2 separate regions of the Homo sapiens genome follow, and region 2 is linked to region 1. Evidence: chromatin loops called from intact Hi-C (ENCODE). Cell type or tissue: CD4-positive, alpha-beta T cell. All regions are shown on one strand. Links, peaks and the distances in the headings refer to the core of each region. The heading gives the core; the rest is flanking DNA. Region 1 has its middle 66 kb from the start of PCGF5. Region 2 holds the start of LOC105378430 (a long non-coding RNA gene).

What was found. Hi-C counts contacts between places; a loop is a spot of excess contacts. Peaks named below come from ENCODE experiments on the same cell type or tissue, not always from the same donor. Only the 100,000 strongest peaks of a DNase experiment are listed, where the experiment ranks them.
Region 2: a loop joins it to region 1, with 1.9 times the contacts of the local background. A loop is called at or near these places in 10 of 110 quality-filtered maps.

Annotation. Positions count from the first base shown.
Region 1 is chr10:91,152,203-91,157,587 of GRCh38, forward strand. It overlaps the pseudogene NUDT9P1 and a transcript of PCGF5 not described here. Among named protein-coding and RNA genes, the nearest start is that of PCGF5, 66 kb to the right of the region's middle. In CD4-positive, alpha-beta T cell, for the core only: no CTCF peak of the experiment used is centred there; no DNase peak of the experiment used is centred there.
Region 2 is chr10:91,031,408-91,036,792 of GRCh38, forward strand. It overlaps LOC105378430 (a long non-coding RNA gene), which reads left to right and starts at 1,759. Exons shown (of 3, transcript NR_134319.1): 1 at 1,759-1,787. In CD4-positive, alpha-beta T cell, for the core only: no CTCF peak of the experiment used is centred there; a DNase peak (open chromatin) is centred at 2,824; H3K27ac peaks cover 1,375 bases.

The DNA of each region.
Region 1 (5,385 bases), core at 193-5,192:
ATGCCACATTAAAACATCAGGAGAAAGAAGAATTGACAAATGCAAACTGGCTGAAAAGTAGAGGCTATGGTTGTTAAGGAAGATGTCATTGTTTTTCTTACAATTCTCCAAAGAGCAGTAGCTGTGTAAGTTAGTTTAAACCATGTATACAATATATACAGCATATGAGTATATTCTTCTTCTAACAGGAAAGCCAAAAATTCTGTGATCCCATTTCCCCGTATTTGTCTATTATTATTCCTTAATACAAAGCCTTCACACAGCACAGTTTTGGAAGTAATCACCAAAGAGGTGACCCTCCCTGTCCTGTTTAGTGGGAGTTATGTGCTGTTTGCCTCTTATCCACTCTTGATCATTTGAAGGCCTTTGGCTCACATGAGACTCCAAGCTACTATCCCTGGCAATCAGGATACATATCCTCACATCAGTGGGCACCTCGTTTCTCAGCCACAAGTTGAATAAATTGGGAGAGGCTGGCATAAAGCTCAAGTTTATCATTAATGTCCACCCATTTCACTTTCTTGGCATCATCGCCAGCTTCCAGAGGAAGATGGTCCATTATTTCATCACGGTAGTTCACAGCCTCTGTCTCTATCCAGCAGTTATCTGTGTTTCTAGAATCATCCACGTAGCCTTTATAGACCTCAAAATGTTCCTGACTGAGGAGTTTGTGCAATTGTCTCTCCAACTCCTGCATTTCTTTCCTAGATTTCTGTAAAGAGTTCATGGCTTCCTCGCCAAATTCTCTCTTCAATGTAGCACTAATTTTCTCTCCTGGATCCACCATACCCCCTGGGATTGCCTATTCTCCACAGTCCTTCCTTTTGATGGCTACAAATTGCAGGATATTTTTTCCAGAAATAGGGTGGATAATTTCGTTTCCCTTGCTATCCCTTTTCCATCTGGTTAAGATGGAATCTACAGCATGATTGGGGCCCCAACACCCCAAAGGCCCTTGGCCAACCAGTCCTGTCCGAGGTGCAGGATTTCTAAGTCTACCCTTCTCAATCTCATATAAGCCATGCTGGTTCCTTCTCTCCACATGCCCATCCTTTTCGTTAAACTTAGGAGAGAAGTTCCTTTCACCCACTTGAGGGTCTGCCCACACGGGCCCAGGCAAGACAGAGCTGGCAATGTACTCCACGGGCGTTACTCTCGCCACTCGACCAGCCAGCTCATTTTCTCATGGGGAACCAGGCTTCGCTCCACCTTGGAGCCAGGGTACGGAGATGTCCGGGCCTTCTCGTGGGGCTTCTCAGCAGTGCGCTTCGAACCTGACGTGATGAAGTTTAGAGAAAACCTATGTGAGGAAAACAGGCTCCAGCTGGCCAGGATGTTGGGGCAGCTGCCGGGCCTGCCTGTCACAGAGGCCAAGGTCATGAAGGGAGACACGGTCGCCTGTCACAGAGGCCAAGGTCATGAAGGGAGACACGGTCGCTAAAGCCTTGGACAGGCGGCGTCCAGCCATGCAAGCAAGACCCAGCGGCCCGAGGGGATTTCGGTTGCTCTCTGCGTGGGGGCGCAGTCTCCACTGCAGATCAGCACCCGCCCGCGGGGAGGTGGCCACGTTTCTCTCCTGAACACCAGTTGATGGCCCGCCTTCCTAAAAGGCCGTGTGGCGTCTCCAGTGGCTACAACGGGGCGCGCCAATGGCTCGTGCGTGGAGGTAACGGTGCCGCGGGGTTGCCAGGGGCGTACCACGACCGGGCCGCGCACTCTCGCTGCCGCCCTGGCGTTTTGGTTGTAAATTGAGAGATTTTGACCTCTGGAAAAGCTCCCAAATGGAAAGTGCTGGGGTTGAGGACATCTTCCTAACGACAATAAAATTAGCAAAGGAGAACCACCAAAGTGCCATTAGCCCACTAGCCATTTACCAGTAAATTTAGTTCACAAGGTTTAGGATGCTTTCTGTTAGGGAGAGGGCAGAATGAACGTGGGGTTAGGAGTGGACAAAACTCCCTGTTTGGGATGCTCAGAAGCCGAGTGGGGGTGGCCTAAAAAAACAAGGGGGACTCACCTGGTACACTGAGCGTGGTGCTGATGAGAACTCCATGAGAGGGTGTGATGAGCGGAGTATGTGTTCAAAACGTGGGTCTATCATTTACTACCTGAATGGTTTTGGCAAGTTCCTTAATCTCTCTTTTCCTAGGAGTATTTGCTACAGAATGCCAAGTACTGTGCCAAGCACAAAAGAGTGAACTGAAGGCTGGACCACGGGCCCTTTGCTTTTAAAATGATTCTGCTCGGAGAGGCAGCACATTTTTATTAATATATATATATATATACACACACACACATATATACATATACACATATATATACACACATATATATATGTGTGTGTGTATATATATATATATATATATATAGAGAGAGAGAGAGAGAGAGAGAGAGAGAATTAGCACTGAAAGGGCAATGCCAGGTATCAGGTAAAAGTCGAACACAGGTTAAAAACCCAGCTCTAATTCCTCCACATGCCACTTTCTTGGGGGAAGTTACATAAGCTCTCTTCAGGTTCCTCATGTGTAAAATGAAAATATTAATAACTACCTCATAGGGCTGTGGTGACAATTAAGTAGGATGTTATAACACATGTTAGCTCAACGTCTGGTCCACAGCATAAACTCAATAAATATTAGTTGTCATCACTGTAATTATCGTTAACTTTTTTGATTCTGCACCTTGAAAACTGTAGATTAGAACAGGACAGCTGAGATGATTATGGGAACTGAGCAGCTCACATATGAGGTCAGAATTAAACAGCTTATGGTTAGAGAAAATCAGGATGAGAAATAACAGAAATTCAGGCTGAGAAATAACAGCATCTGTCCTGAAATGATAAATAATGAGAAGAGGCACGGTCTTAGACATTACTCAGAAGGAAACAAGCCCTAGGGAAAGGTATCTGATCATTTGAAACAGTCCCATTAGAAAGATGTTCAATGAGTAAATGATTTTATGGTCAAATATGTTTGGGGAATTCTACATATTTTATCACCCTGTCCCCTTAGAAATTCAGGGTTCACATTAGTGTTCTAAAGATCCTGAAAATTTCTATAAACACAAATCAACATTAAATTGTTTAATTTTGTTTCATCTGGTATTTCCATTCTCTGGTTAGAAACATTCTAACCAGAGAATGTTTCTTTTTTGCAATAACTGGTAACATATTAGGAACATACTTCCTCAAGTTTAGAAAGGTTTCAAAATGTATATGTGTGATTGAGGGTAGATCCCTAATCATTTGAAGTTATTACTATCATCATAACTATGGAAGGCAGCTACAGAATACATACCCAATGCCCTCATTAAACTCCAAACAAGATGAGGCAGGTTTCTAGAAGGCTTGAAACACAGAAATAGCTGGGGCTATGGGGAACAAAATGGTAGAAAAGGACTGAGAACAGAGAAATATGAGACATAGTCATCCTTAACCATCATTGTCATCAACATTGTTGAGGGTTGGCTGTGCGCAAAGCACTGTACAAAGTACCACTGGGAAAGAAAGATGATCCTTAAGGGACACAATCCCAGCTCTATAATTCTTGTCTTTCTATGCCTCAATTTTTTAAATCCTGGAATTCTATTCCTGCAGGTCTCCTGAAAATGTATTAAGAAAACCACTGATACAAAAACTTAAAACATTTGGGGAAAATATACTGTGAATTCCTCATTATTTCCAGGTATCCTACTCCAACTCATAAGAAACAAATGGAGCAGATGTCTTTGGTATGGTTCCGGCTTCCTCCCATCATAGGCTTTGTAGCTTGCATCTGACCCTTGGCTTCTTTGGGTCTTGGTTCCTCACTAGAAAAGGAATCTGTTGGCCTCTGTTACCTATAAAATTCCTTCAAGACTTAGCATTTTATGATTCTAGGATCTATGAAAATCTCATTATTAGAAGGGCAAGGTCAATTTTTGCTACGAATCCAAAAGACTAGATGTTCAAATATAAACAGCCAGATGCTCAGGGGGAAAACACACTGTTGAGGAAAGGAAAGGAACAGGGAGGGTATGGTGTGCCACATACAAGGCAGAAATATAATAATTCATGGGTACCTAGAAAGGAACTTCAAAACCAGTAATAAGGCATTTTATTCTATTTTTAGCATCGTCAGCAGGCAGAAGATGGTTAGATAAGACCATTTGATGATTGTGGTGCAAAAGATACCCTAGGGGCAAGAAATAAAATAACTGTAGTAGAAACCAAAAGAATTATTTGCTGGGAAGCCACTGGGGAGATTCCCTTTCTTAAATTGTCTTCTGAGGCAGAAATGTCTGAGGTAGAACAAGCAGAGCTACACACAGAGAATTTTCTGGTTCTATCCACGAGAAAGCCCTAAAGGAACTGTAAGGGGCAATCAGAGAATAAATCTTTGGCCTGTCACTATGAACTATGCCCGAGTCAGAGATTGCCTGTGTCATTCCCATTTTATAATATTAAGGATATTATGAAAGGCAAAGTGGATATGGGGAGGACCAGGGTGATTACAAGGTCCAGGCAGTGCAAGAACCCCTAACCATCCTTCCTACCTCTCTTTGGGAAGTACAAACAAGTGGTACCCACCACATTTAATTATCAAGAATTATCCATCTCTTCCGAAAGTGATGCTAAGGCTCAACTTCAGAAACAAATCTTGAAGGAAAGCAGAAAAATGGTTTTCTCCTCTCTTTAAAGTGGTAATAATGATAATAAATAACAAATTAACTACTATATACTAAGTTATTTCCATGTAACAGAATGGTGTACAGGTTTGTCCAAGTAAGACTGCCCAGTTTTGAATCCTGGTTTAGCCACTTCTTAGCTAGTTGACCTTAAGCAAGTTTTTAAACTTCTCTGGGCCTCAGTTTTCTCATCTAGAAATAATAATGGTATCCATGTTATAGGGTTGATGTGACATAATTCATTTAAATAGCTTAGACTAATGTTTGATCAATAGTAGGACCACAACAAATAGTTATTGCAACTATTACTATTAAGTACTTTACATTTGTTATCCCATTTAATTTTCAAACAACCCTTTGAGTTAGGCACATATACTAACAATATCAACAGTTAACAGACTGAGGACATTGCAATTCATAGAATTAAATGTGCCCAAGATCACATAGCTAGTTATTACTATATATTTCAGAACCAGAAAGGCTTGACAATATAAACTCATATTTTATTGATAGTCTGAATGCATGTTGAATTTGATTTTATATGGCAAAATGGCACCATTTTACTATGCCTATAAAATTTTTGACTGAAGTTGGTTCTTCTGCTGGGTTCACTCTGTAAGAGGAAGAATTTGGAGACAGTGAAACCATTAGCAACCTATTGTAATAACAGTTGTAAAGAGAAAATGCCCTGATTCATGGGAAAATTCAGACAAAAAAGAC
Region 2 (5,385 bases), core at 330-5,329, 120 kb before region 1:
AGAAAAGCAGTTGTAGGACACAAAGATGTGCAGCACCAGGGGGACACTCCGGTCAGAGATCCAGATCCCTACAGAAGCAAAAGTCTCCAGGAGGGAGGAAGAGGATGTCTGCCACAAACCCCTAGCTCAGTCAATGACAACCAAGATGGCCTGGTCCTGAAAATGACTCAAAACTCAGAGCTGAAAATTTTTGGAGGATTCATGGAGTTGATAGCAGCAACCTCAGGCTTGAAGAGCACACGGCCATTCTATGGCTGTGAAAACCACCCATGCTCATTCCTGTGCTCCAGGATCTCCAGACATACCCACTGGCAGTATGCTGCTACTTCTATTCCAGACTCAAAGACCATAGGATGCCATTTCCATATTGTAATCTATGGTTGTGCTTCTCAAACGAATTGCAGACAAATAACCTGGGAGTCTTGTTAAAAATGTAGATTCTGACCCAGTAGGTTTGGGGTTGCCTGAGATTCTGCATTTTTAAAAACAGAGATGGGGTCTTGCTATGTTGCCCAGGCTGGTCTTAAACTCTTGGGTTCCAGGATTTTCCTACCTCAGCCTTTCAAAATGTTGGGATTACAGGCACGAGCCACTGAGCCTGGCCAGATTCTGCATTTCTAACAAGCTCCTGGGTGATATTGATGCTGCTGGTCCAGGGATTATACTCTGAGTTGCAAGAGCCCACGGATACTAGCCTGTAATGGGCTAAATTGCACTGCAAATCTTTAAAAAGTGTCTGTAATACACAACATTTCCAGGATTTATTTGCCCAAGGGACCCATTTTAGTAGAACATTTATTAAAATCTCTATTAGTTAATTAAGATTAAGGTTTAATTTTGAGTAACATAAAATTCAGAATAGCTGACATTTTTTCCTTTATTACACATAAAAGAAATCTAGATAGTCTAGGGTTGGCCATGGCCCCAGACAGCCTCAGGAACCCTGTCTCCTTCTGTTGCATTGTTCTACCCTCCACAGCTTGTAGCTTCCACATCCATGTCCAAGATGGCTGCTCCAGTTTCAGCCACTACAAACGCATAACACCGGCAAGAACAAGGAAGGACAGCAGAAGGACATATGCACTCTCCTTTCCAATGACACTTCCAAGGAGTTGCACATACTACCTATGCTTTCATATCATTGTCCAGAACCTCATCACTTGGCACAGCTGCAAGGAAGACTGGTCAGTGTGGTCGGCATTCTGAGTACCCATATCCACAACCAAAAATCGAGGGCACTAGTACCGAGAAAGGGAGGGGAGTGTATATTTTCCTTACACAGTCTCTTAAAGAACTAGTAAAAATAGGGAAAGAAGTGATGCTCTGGTCTGACCCCTTCATTTTGCACAACTGGTTGGCAAGTGTCCAGCATAAGCATCTGTGTCTCTTGGCTGCTCTTTCACATCTTGCTCAATTACTCCGTGGTTCCTCTTCAGATGATATCCTTCCTATCCATGGTGGCAGAGAGGAGACCCTAGGAAGTCCCTGTCTTGGCTGCTTGAGAGCTGTAGCCCTGTTGGGAGCATGTGATTGATAGACTACTCTGCCTAGCTCCCACTGGGCTCAGAGAATGCATTAGTGTCACAAAAGAGAGGCAAGAGCACGGGAGAATAAAACCATGGTCCATTATTTTGCCATGTGACACATCTGTACAGGCATCAAAACGTCATAATATGTATGCAGTTTTATAGTGAACCCAGTCTTTGTGACAGCATTTCTGCAAGTTTCTCAATTCTGCATCTTTGCTTCACTGTCTTTGAATATCAGTGACCTGCCATGGGAGGAAGGTAGGCTCATTCTCCAACACTGAATCATTGTACAAAGTCTCTTATGACTTAGTACTGAGATTGCTTGCTAAATAAGAAAAGAATAGAAAGGGATCTGGGAAAAGGCAGATTTAACATTTATTGACTGCCCACTATGTGCCAGGTATGAGGCTTGGTGTTCATATACGTGTCTTTTCATGCTAATTACAATTTATGACACAATACAATTTGGTCTGGTAATGACCAAGCTGGGAGTTCAACCAGGTATCTATGCCTCTAAAATCCATCTCTTTTTATCAAAACAGAAAACAGGAGCAGCCTTCTGTGCAGCTCACTCTCTTTGTCTCCCTGATCTAGCCTTCCCCCTACCACATTCTTTCACACATTGACTTTGTGTTCATCTTTTCCCAGTAATTAGTAAATTATAACCCCCACATCTCAAATTCTTGACATTCATTTGCTGTTTCCCAGTAATTCATCCCATTTGGTATTTGCCTTGAAAAAGGATCCAAAGTGCTGGCTAATGCGGCACGCACTCCCTTGCCTGGATGCAGCCCTCCACCTCATTTATCACATTGAGCCGCTGGTCCTGAAGTCTGACAGGCAATTCAGGCTTTCTGAATGCAATTCAGGCATTGATTTTAATCTATAAAGCTTTCGCGTCTGGGTCCTGGCTGCCATGGAAATGAAATAGCTTCTTGGATACTTTTCCCCATGCTGCTGCTAACTATTCTGATATGCAGGGTTTTGAGAGACAGTTCTGTATTTCTGATGTACAAATGTCCAATATGAATAGCCTCGTAACTTTAACCATCATTGTTAAACGGAATGGAAATCTTAAACAAGGACAAATACATGGCACACACTTACACTTACGGCCCTAGGCAATGAATTTATTGATAACAATATCTGGCTAAAAACAAATTTAAAAATACAGACCACAAGGTGGCAAACACATTTGGTTTTCAAACAGGAAATCTCGAAGCCCAGGAGGACACTGGGTACCAGGAAACCAGTGGAGAAGCACGATGTTTAGACTTTGGTGTGTAATCTGATTTTCTCTCACCCACACAGGGGAAGTTGGTGGCAAGGAAATGATTCTAAGATGTATGCTTTGTCAAGGTGGGGGCAGGAAGAATGAAAACTTGGTGCTTACACTAAAAGTATGGTGGCAGGAAATGAGCTATCATTTCAAGTCATGAAAAGACACAGGGAAACTTAAATGCTCATGACTAAGTGAAAGAAGCCAATCCAATAAGGGTCCATACTGCATGATTCCAACTGTAGAATCTTCTGGAAAAGGCAAAACTGTGGAGACAATGAAAACATCAATGGAGGTCAGAGGTCAGAAGAGAGGGTTGAATAGGCAGACCAGAGAGGATTTTAAGAGCAGTGGAAGAAGCTATTCTGTGTAATATTATAATGGAGGATACATGTTATCATATATTTGTCCAAACCGTGGAATGGACAACAGTAAGAATGAACCCAAGTGTAAACTGTGGACTTTGGATGATAACGATGTGCCGATGTAACACATGCACTGCTCTGGTGGGGAGTGCTGGTCATGGGGGAGGTTGTGACTGTGTTGGGGCAGGGAGTATATAGGAAAGAAGTCTCTGTACCTTCCTCTCAATTTTACTGTGAACCTAAAACTGCTCTAAAGAAAAAAAAAAAAAAAAAAAACTGGAAAAAACAAAAGTGCAGTGGCAGGCAGTGTGCCCAGGGAATATGACACCACCTTTGTTCCAGTCGGCCCTAGAGGCTGGGAAATGGGGGAGGATGACGGGAACTGTAAAGGGGATTTAAACTCTTCCACCACAGTTCTGCTTTCATTCACTTCCCCGGAAGGTTCTGGCTGGCTGCCCTTACTGCTCACGTGGCTTTCATTCCAAAACGCAATTCCTCACTTCAGCTTTTTAAATTCTGATGACATTGGCGTTAGCAAAGAATGTGACAAAGCAGTTGATATGTTGACATATATCCCTAAAAGGATAGAGTTTTAATTAAAAAAATTAAGAATGTGTCCAAAAAGACAGAAACTTAAGTAAAAGTAGAAATAGAAAAAGATGACTCTGAGGCATTTTCAAGTAGCAAATGATGGTTGAATCCACTCATGGAGTTTTATTTTGCCATGGAAGAAGGCTGGTAGACCATGACTTATCATATAGAGAGAGCTGGGTGAAACATAGATTTAATTGAGTCCCTGAAACAGAACTTCACATAAAATGTTCAGTGGCACATATAAGTTAGGAGGCGGATGCCAGTCTCTGCTCTTATGAGCAGTGAAGCATAAACTCAACTACAGTTTTTCAGGAGCTTCCCCCTGTCCTTTTCCAATTATCCAGCTCTGTTTAGAAAGTGATAATTCTTCCAACACTAAAAAATACAAGTTTAATATCATAAGTATACTTTTTAGGGTCTGGTTTCAGCAAAGCCCAGCGAGACCGGGAGATGAAGCTGCCATCAGCTGGCGTCAGGTCAATGCACACATAAATTTTTTCCAAACTAAAAACTGTGGTTGTCTGTGTGATATCAAAACAATTGTATGATTAAGTCAGTTCCATCAAGAATCCCTCACAGCAGTTGCTTGGGATGTAAACAGAGACTGACCACATTTTTCCTTTTCAAATGTGAATTGGGTGGCCTTAGATGTGTTATCTAGGAGGGACCAGTAGGCAGGAAAGGTAAGCTACCTTTACATTTTCACAGTTCCAAGCAACAACCAACATCCTTGGCTCTTAGGCGGCTTTGGTGCCTGTTGTCCCTGCCACAGGGCCTCCCTAAGCTCAAGTCCTCCCCATTGTCAGGTCAGCACAGTGGGCACTTGCCCGTGCTCACCAGCACTTTATACGATTGAGTTTGTAACAAGCCCCCTTCAACTCCACCATTGTGGATTGCTCACAAGCATCCTGGGATATACCCAGCGGTGATGAGGCATTGTCCCGGCCCTTCAGGGGCTCCCGGTAATACTGTTCTCTCAGGCCAACTGCCTTATTATCAGGAATGGCAAAACACGGTATATAATATTGGGGCTCCTACCTGTTTCCTCCCAAGGAAAAACTCTGTGCTCCAATTCCCATCCAGATTCTTGGATGTAAAAGACACCAACTGAAGCTCGAAGTGATTTTTCCTTCTCTGAGAACAGCAAGGACTCAGGGAGATGAGGCTCCAGGGCTGTGTCTGTTTTACACGGCCTGTTACATGCATGTCTGACAGATCCAGAGGAGAATGAACCCAAGGTGGATTGATCAGGACCCCACCTCTCTATCCACAATCGATCACCCCAGGAGTAGGTAACAATGTTAGCTATTTGTCTGCAACTAGCAATTGCCTTTTTAAATGGTCAGAAACTTAAACTGGGACATCTGACCTGGGAAAGCCAGGCTCATTAGATTATTTCCACAGAGTTGGAACTAAAAGAAGAGGACCATCTCCCCTCTGGGGGTAGAAGCCACAGGACATAAGACTTTAGCCCTGTGAACAATCCTGTTCCCCGATGGGTTGAATGCTGGTCCTGATTCAAGGTAGTGATGCCTCTGCTCTTCAGAGAGAAGTAGAGATGAGAGACAGAGACAGCCCTGGGGACATTTGATCACTGGGTCAGAGCTGCCCCTTCCCC